Regions from separate parts of the Mus musculus genome. Here regions 2 and 3 are each linked to region 1. A link is a loop called in an ENCODE intact Hi-C map of the cell type or tissue named here. Cell type or tissue: left cerebral cortex. All regions are shown on one strand. Region 1 has its middle 14 kb from the start of Npm1. Region 2 has its middle 14 kb from the start of Gm36395. Region 3 overlaps Ranbp17 (RAN binding protein 17).

Region 1 (2,500 bases):
TGTGAAACATCACCGGGTCCCCAGCCACCAGTACTTAATTGAAGATGTAATCCCCACTTAGTGACTATGCCATCTCCCAGATACCAGGCGTGCAGGAGTAAATATTAACATTCCTGGTAAATGTGTGCTGCCTCTTATTCCTTTCCCCTCACAAATTGTCTTCCTGTTCCTCCGAGTATCATCTGAAGTGAGATTATATTAACTGTGCCTTATGTGGGGCCTGGCATGCTGGAGTTGAAATTAATGGGCAAATATCCTTTTCACTTACAGACTAAATGAGCACTCCATCTTTGAACCATACCCAGGTGAGACAGAAAGTCACAGGCAGAGGGACAAAGGCAGCTAAGAATGTTCCATGTAGGACCAAATGCAAGCACTCTACGGCCTGATGTGAGGAGAGGAGAGGAGAGGAGAGGAGAGGAGAGGAGAGGGGAGGGGAGGGGAGTGGAGGGGAGGGGAGGGGAGTGGAGTGGAGGGGAGGGGAGGGGAGGGGAGAAGTCTTAAAATTAAGCCCTAGAACACAACAGCGTGGGATTATACAAAGTGACCCTGATTCCCTTCTTAAATGTTGCCAGAAGATCCCAACCTATTCAATCTGATCCATTCCCTGCTCGGTTCCATCCTTGTGATGACAAGGAAAACAGTCGCAGACCCACTTAACTGAAAGTAGTAGTAAGGTCAAGTCCACGTGGAGACATTTCAAAAAGTTGACCATGTAGTAACTTCACATAGACAATCATACAAATCGGCAAATAGTCCAATGCCCGCTAGAATGCACAATGGTGGTCTCTTGGCAGTCCTGCCCCTTCTTTGTACAGGGAGCCATCTAACACCCCCTCTTCTTCTCGATAAAATGTATAAGTTGTAAGCTTTAGTAGCCCCACTGTGCTGTAGGGGAGGATATTATGGTAAGTGAAACAAGCCAGGTAGAAACTTGTGAGAGAAGAGAGTGATTTCCCCGCATCAAGGTTTACCGCTCCCCAAAGAAGCGTTTGTTTCCCGAATTACAGCAGAGGGCAGTAGAGACTACCGCATGGCTATGCTCGAAGGCTCCATGAAGCTCAGCGGCCTCTGATTGTCCTGGCCACAGGTCTCTGTCACCAGGAGTGTTTTGGTATCCATAGATTGCAAACATCTCGACTTTTTAAAATGACGATTTCTCCCGATCATTTTCTGTAATGTGATTTTTCTGAGATATTGCTTTGGGGACACAGTCCTTCTACTCCATATGTATGCAACCGGTTCCACTGCGCATGTCCCCATTAGTGCTGACACATTTGTGCACATAGATGCGCATGTATCATTTTTTAATCAAAACTAGAAGGAGAAATTATTACATAACCACGATATCATTCCTACTGAGGGACCTGTCATGGCGATCCTGAGGGGGCTTTGCGAACATCTGTTCAGCATCAGTCCCCCACGAAGAAATTATTCTTATGCTCATTTGAAAGACAGGTAAAGAAACGGTCAGACGGGTGAGACAACCAGGGGCAGATGAGAAAAGCACTCTCCTTCACTGACAGAAAGCTCGGGAGCCCAGCTTGCAGAAGCTTCCAGGCTAGAAAGACGACATAAAAGGATGGTAGCAGCCAGGCGGTTGGAAGAGCTGTCTCCTAGTGTTGCTTTTCTTCACCAGCCTGAGAGAAGCTTCCAGACCTCACCCTGTGCAGGACCGGATCCTGCTGGTTGATACAGAGAGCATTACTCATAGCTGTGTCTCAAGCATAGAGACTCTGTCCTCAGCAGAGTGCCCACTGGAAGGGGTTCTCAAAGGGACAGTATGAACTGGGGCATCTTTTTGCAGAAAGTTCCAGAAATGATCCCTTTCAGGATAAAGCTCTTTGTTTGATCTAATTCTACATTCTGAGAGTTTTGCTGTAGCAACTCTAGAAAACTGGGGCTATGAAACCTGTATTTCTCTACAAAGCAACTCTGTTGCTCTGATTTACGTAGTAACTTGTTCACCTCTATCTAGCTATGGATTCTTAGAGTCCATCTAAATTCTGGGTCCTGTCAGACACCAGTTCTCTGTCCACTGTCTAAGCTGACTAGCATCTGGGTGATGACCATCATCTCTAGGCCTTGCACCTAGATGAAGGATGCTGCCGGGTGGTCCTCATTATCAGTTGCAAGGCTCAGAGCAGCAATCCCTGGCCCTCTTCCTTGACTTATGGGAGTCATGGTATGTATAGGGAGCTAGAAGAGCTGCTCTCAGGTGCATGGGCTAACTGTAAAGCCATTTCGGTTCGGGATCTGCTGTGTTCCGTGGGCTTTGCCTTCTCCAGCCTGAAAAGGTTCTGAAGCCTATTGAACCTCTTTCAAATCCACTCTTCTGGCCCCTTATCCCTGGGGCTTGGGCTTTGAAATGCACGAGATTTTCCCCATCCTTCTACAGTGACATCCCTTCCCTGAGGCAAGGGTGCCACCTGGTCTTGATGACTGAAAGAGGATGGGGTGGGGGTGTAGGGTGGAGAGAAGAAAATGTCAGGGAGGAAAA
Region 2 (2,500 bases), 740 kb after region 1:
CTGCCAGGGGAGAGCTGGGGGAAACGCAGCAATTCCCCCGCCCCTTTGCTTACTTCAGAGTTCTGCAGTGCAGCTGGAATCGAGAAAAAAACCAATCTCGCTTTCCACAAAGCAGGTTCACCCTAGGCTTCATCAGTGAGTGCCTGTGGGGGATGAGGGCCAGGGCAGGGGCGAGACTGAGCAGGAGGACAGCCCTAGCCCTAGTGTTTTAGAATGTGTGTGTGTGGATATGGGATGCAGTCCAGCTCAGGCAAGATGTCCATGGTCCTCGAAAGAACATGCATTGTTCCTGTGTTCTCTGTGTGATAACCTGAGATCTTAGTCCTCTGAGCCCTGGCCCTGCTCCTGCATAGAGTCCCTTGCTTAGGTCTCCTGGAGCTTCCCAGGCAGAACTGATGGAGAAAACATCTCATCTCTAAGTCTGCAGAGCGTAGGTAAGAGGCGTCGTCGCTGCTGCATGACTCGTTGGAGCCTGAGCCTTCTGCAACCCTCTTACCAGAGCCTTCTGCAAATCTCGTACTTCCTCCCGGGAGACAGTGTGGTGCACCAAGCTCAAATACTGACCTCCCAGACTTGCCAACGAGAACGGCTACCCCTTCCAGTCCACCCCACAGATGAGGGTTCAGGAACATGGGGGTGGGGGTTGTCCATTCTTTGAACAAGAATTCAAGGTTTCTCTCTGGTTTGAAGCAAAATTTTGAAGCAGGCTAAAAAATAACCTGAAAGATATCCACCTTTAGGGGATGAATATTATTTGGGGTCTAAGGAGCCTTGAGATCAATTAATGCTAGACTCTGTTAGCATTGCTCTGGGACAACACATTTGGATAGAAGAATGTCTATCTGTGATCAATCCGAGACTCTTCCCCTATAGGCCCAGCAAGGAGGCACACAAAGCAGGACTGTAGGCTTCAGTAAAATTTCACTGGGGGGAAAACAAAACAGAACAAAACAAACAAACAAAACCCTAGGCTGGAGTGTAGAAGTTGGCCAGCTCGCGGCCTGTGGCGCCCTCTGCTGGTCATCACTGGAACTGGCTGTTGCTGGCTCTTTATGACAGTGGTATAGTACCTAAGTTGCAGCAAGGTCAGCTTTCTAGGAGCTGGACACTCTCTTCCAGCCTGTTCTTGGAGGAGGTTTGCCATTTTACCCTTCCGGTCACCCATGTTTCTGTCTGACATTCTTTCTACCTGCAGGGGCTATCCATGACAGAGCGTTCTGCCTGTCGGTCAGTTCTTGCAGGAGCACACAGAATGCCTGAGCTTTCCTTCTTCAAATTTCCACCCCTGATTCCTGAGGAGAGACAAAATGTCCTCTGTGTGAGTTGTCACATAATTTGTGAGTTGATTTCAGACCCCAGAGGAACACGAATAGAGTCTAGCATTAACTAAACATTGATGGTACACTCATGTCACCTTTCAAAACTCACGTGTGTGCATGCACATGCGTGTGCATGTGAGTATGTGTTTGTGAGTAATATAATAACTTTGAATATTATTTGTGAGTCCCCCAAGTTCAGCACTTTGGCATGCTGAGCTGCAGAGAGAGGCTTGAAATTGAGGAAGGTCTCCTACCGTCTTCCCTCTCTTTGTTCTCTTTCTCTTGATAGACATGGGGATGGACTTTCTTGCGTGACTCATGTAACGCCCTAGAAAAGAGATGCAGTTATCCTAAACTCTCCCTAAGAATCTTATTGAACACAGGGAAGATTCCAGAGAACTAGAAGTTGTCCTCCACACCCTGAGAAGACATTCCATCTTTTCTTCAAGATGAACTGAGTGCAAACCTGAGAGACTCCATCTACACAAAAGGTCAACCTTTCCTTTATGTCACAGATTAGGGGGAGTCACGAGGCCCTAGCACTGTAGAGGAGATATTGGCAGTTAGTGGTTGGTGGGGAGGGAGGAGCCATTTTCTTCAGTTATGTAGCCACTGACAAACAGTGCATGATCCAGTAAATACCTCTTCCCCACCCCCACCACACATACACACACCCCATCCTGCAAGCAACCCTAATTAAAGTCAGTGGACCACACATACAGGGAGATAATAAAAGCAGGAGATGACGTCTTAGGAAGAAAAAGAGCTTCATTGGGAAAGGGATAAGAGGATTATGAGGGTATAAATTAACAAAATTCATTATATGAAGTTATGAAATTGTCAAAGAACAATGCACAATGACAGAGTCAATCTTAATTCATAGGACAGAACTACCTCCCGCCTCCCCTAGCTCATTCACAAACTAGTGTGTCTCAGCCTAATCATCCATGCACCACTGCCTGGTTCGTTAGCTGTGTGGTCCTCTGATGCTCTCATCCATACAGGTTGCTGTATATAAACACCTGCTGTGCTCTGACTCTGAAATGTTCCCCATCGGGTAGTGCTGGAGGCTCTGGAACCTTCACGAAGTTCCAGAGGGGCTGAGGTGGTAAAAGTGAATCACTGGGGACTATGCTGGCCCTGTTTCCTGTAGCATTCTCTGCTTCCTGGTCCACTGTGGT
Region 3 (2,500 bases), 260 kb after region 1:
CAGGGAGATATAACTGTAAAATTCACATGGGATTTGGTGTCCAGTGATGGTATGTTTAATGGCATGACAGATAATAAAAGTCAACTTCTAAAAAAAAAAAAAAAGAATCCAATGTCTTTCCAATTTGCATCAGATATTTTTCCAATGAATATCATAATCTTAGTGACACATGGCTGCTAAAACTTCAACTGCAGGTTTCTTTGCTCTAAACCTTCTTGTCTACTGCTTAATATTTTTCAGGCAACAGTTATATGTACTCAGGAAGTTAATACGTCAAAGTTTAACTTAGCAATTCCATTTATACAGTGAAGAGATTTAAAAATTATAAAACAATGTAGGCCCTTTGCTTTCCTGAACATTTTTTAAGGTTATGGATCGCTGAAAAAGAACAAATCCCTTTGTAATAAAGCAATTCTGTAAACCAATTGATTACACTATTACTATTACTATTACTATTACTATTATCTGCCAAGAAGGAAAAACTAACTAGGTCAAATAATATACAAAAAAAAAAACTATAATAAATTTACAGAATTTAAGCAACCTGACAATGTGCCAGAATTCAACTTTGAAAACTTTTAAAATACTTAAAAAGTTCCCCAAAGTCATTCAGCATTATTCCCTAATAATTAAACTTCGAAATGTAATCTTAATATCCTTGGCACTTTGCTTCTATGAACTCCTCGATGTTTGCTACATTAGGATATTTAAAATACTATTTAAAATGTTTTAAAGCTGCTATTTATAGTCTAACCTAAATGAAAATTCTTTTATCCTAAAAACAGTGTTATCAAACACAATCATAAATTTTACTAACACTTAAAATATATTCAAGTACCTGGAAACAGCAGTTAATTTATGATTTCCAGACTCACCGTCTCTCTAAGCACTTTCCTATCAGTTTCACAGTAGCTGTTAGCAGCCCACGGTTCCCGAGGCTGACAACTGCAGGGAGAGAATGCCATCTGCTGCTCCACGTGTGGACTCGACAGCAGGAGACATTGGACCAGAAACACCCAGTGACCCAAACCCTAGAAAGGCACACACAGAAAACTGGGACTCCTGTTTTTATTTCTGGCAATTTGAAAGACATCAATGAGTACTGCTTTGCTAAGGCAATCCTGTTATCCCACAAATTTATAAAAATATGGTACCCAGATAAGTCACGTCCATGTTTACAAAAACGGTTTTTACTCAATACTGAGAAACAATGGTCTAAACAGAAAGGATGCTTGCCTAGTTTTAAGGAGTTATTTCTATAATCTCCCATTTCTGAATGTGTTCTATATACAAAATGATCATGTAACTGATCCTTCAAATAAGGACAACTTAAATGAACAGAAAATGAGGCTATCAATAATGTTAACAAGTGTCAGGATGTAAATCGCTGGCAGACTGTGAGTGTGTGGCACCACCCAATTTATAAATCAGTAACATGTCTTTCCTCCTCTGGAGCCAGAGCCTCCCAGTGCCTTGAGAGCCTTCTTGAAAAGCAAAGGAAGTACAATCCTTCACTGGTGGTGCGCTTGTCCAGCACCATTCACTGACAGCCTCCCTCTTCCCATTTAATGGCATCCTTATCAAAAAATCAGTGTTCAGAGCGGCATCCAAACATCCACCGTTGCCTATATGGCTGTTCCTGGACATGCCACACACTGTCTTCACTGTTGTTTTGTAAAAATTTTTAAATTAAAATATGGCCCTTCCTATGCCATTTTTATCCAAGTGTGTTATGTTATGGTTCTTCTAGACACTTCTTATCTCCTGAATGCTAAGATATGGTTGTCAATTCCTGCAAGCACGAAAGCAGAGATTTTAGCAGACAATGTGCTCAATGTATGGATCAACTTGCAGAGTGTTCCTTCTTGCCAACATAAGTTTCCTAACGCAAGATCAATGGATCCTCTTTGCCATTGTAAGGGCCCTTTTAACATCTTTCAAAAATATTTTTTTAAAAGATTTATTTATTTATTATATGTAAGTACACTGTAGCTGTCTTCAGATACACCAGAAGAGTGCGTCAGATCTCGTTACGGATGGTTGTGAGCCACCATGTGGTTGCTGGGATTTGAACTTCAGACCTTCAGAAGAGCAGTCGGGTGCTCTTACCCACTGAGCCATCTCACCAGCCCAAAAATATTTATTTTTAGTTTGTTTTGTTTGTTTGGTTGGTTGGTTTTGGTGGGGGTGGGTTGTGAGTTTTTGGGGTTTCTTTTTGTTTTTTGTCATTTGTTTGATTTGAGATAGGGTTTTCCTGTGTGTATTCCTGCTTGTCCAGGAAATCGCTCTGTAGACCAGGCTGGTGTTAAACTCAGAGATCTGCCAGCCTCTGCCTCCAAAGTGCTGGGATTGGATACATAAGTCACCACCACCCAGCAACAATATTTTTTAGTTTTCAGATTATAAACTTTACACTTCTTTTGTTACATATAATTTAAAGTATTAGATTAGTGTTGATATTATTTTAAAATCAGAGATTTCTCTTTTTTGGTTTGTTTTG

The links. Hi-C counts contacts between places; a loop is a spot of excess contacts. Peaks named below come from ENCODE experiments on the same cell type or tissue, not always from the same donor. Only the 100,000 strongest peaks of a DNase experiment are listed, where the experiment ranks them.
Region 2: a loop joins it to region 1, with 5 times the contacts of the local background. A loop is called at or near these places in 7 of 42 quality-filtered maps.
Region 3: it touches region 1 in a loop (4-fold over the local background); 4 of 42 quality-filtered maps call a loop at or near these places.

What each region holds. Positions count from the first base shown.
Region 1 is chr11:33,175,739-33,178,238 of GRCm38, forward strand. No RefSeq gene overlaps it. Among named protein-coding and RNA genes, the nearest start is that of Npm1, 14 kb to the left of the region's middle. In left cerebral cortex, a CTCF peak has its summit at 1,017 (motif pointing right); a DNase peak (open chromatin) is centred at 1,047.
Region 2 is chr11:33,916,757-33,919,256 of GRCm38, forward strand. It overlaps a transcript of Kcnip1 not described here. Among named protein-coding and RNA genes, the nearest start is that of Gm36395, 14 kb to the right of the region's middle. In left cerebral cortex, a CTCF peak has its summit at 1,015 (motif pointing left); a DNase peak (open chromatin) is centred at 1,020.
Region 3 is chr11:33,433,055-33,435,554 of GRCm38, forward strand. The region is part of intron 14 of Ranbp17 (RAN binding protein 17); the gene reads right to left. Among named protein-coding and RNA genes, the nearest start is that of Ranbp17, 79 kb to the right of the region's middle. In left cerebral cortex, a CTCF peak has its summit at 959 (motif pointing left); a DNase peak (open chromatin) is centred at 954.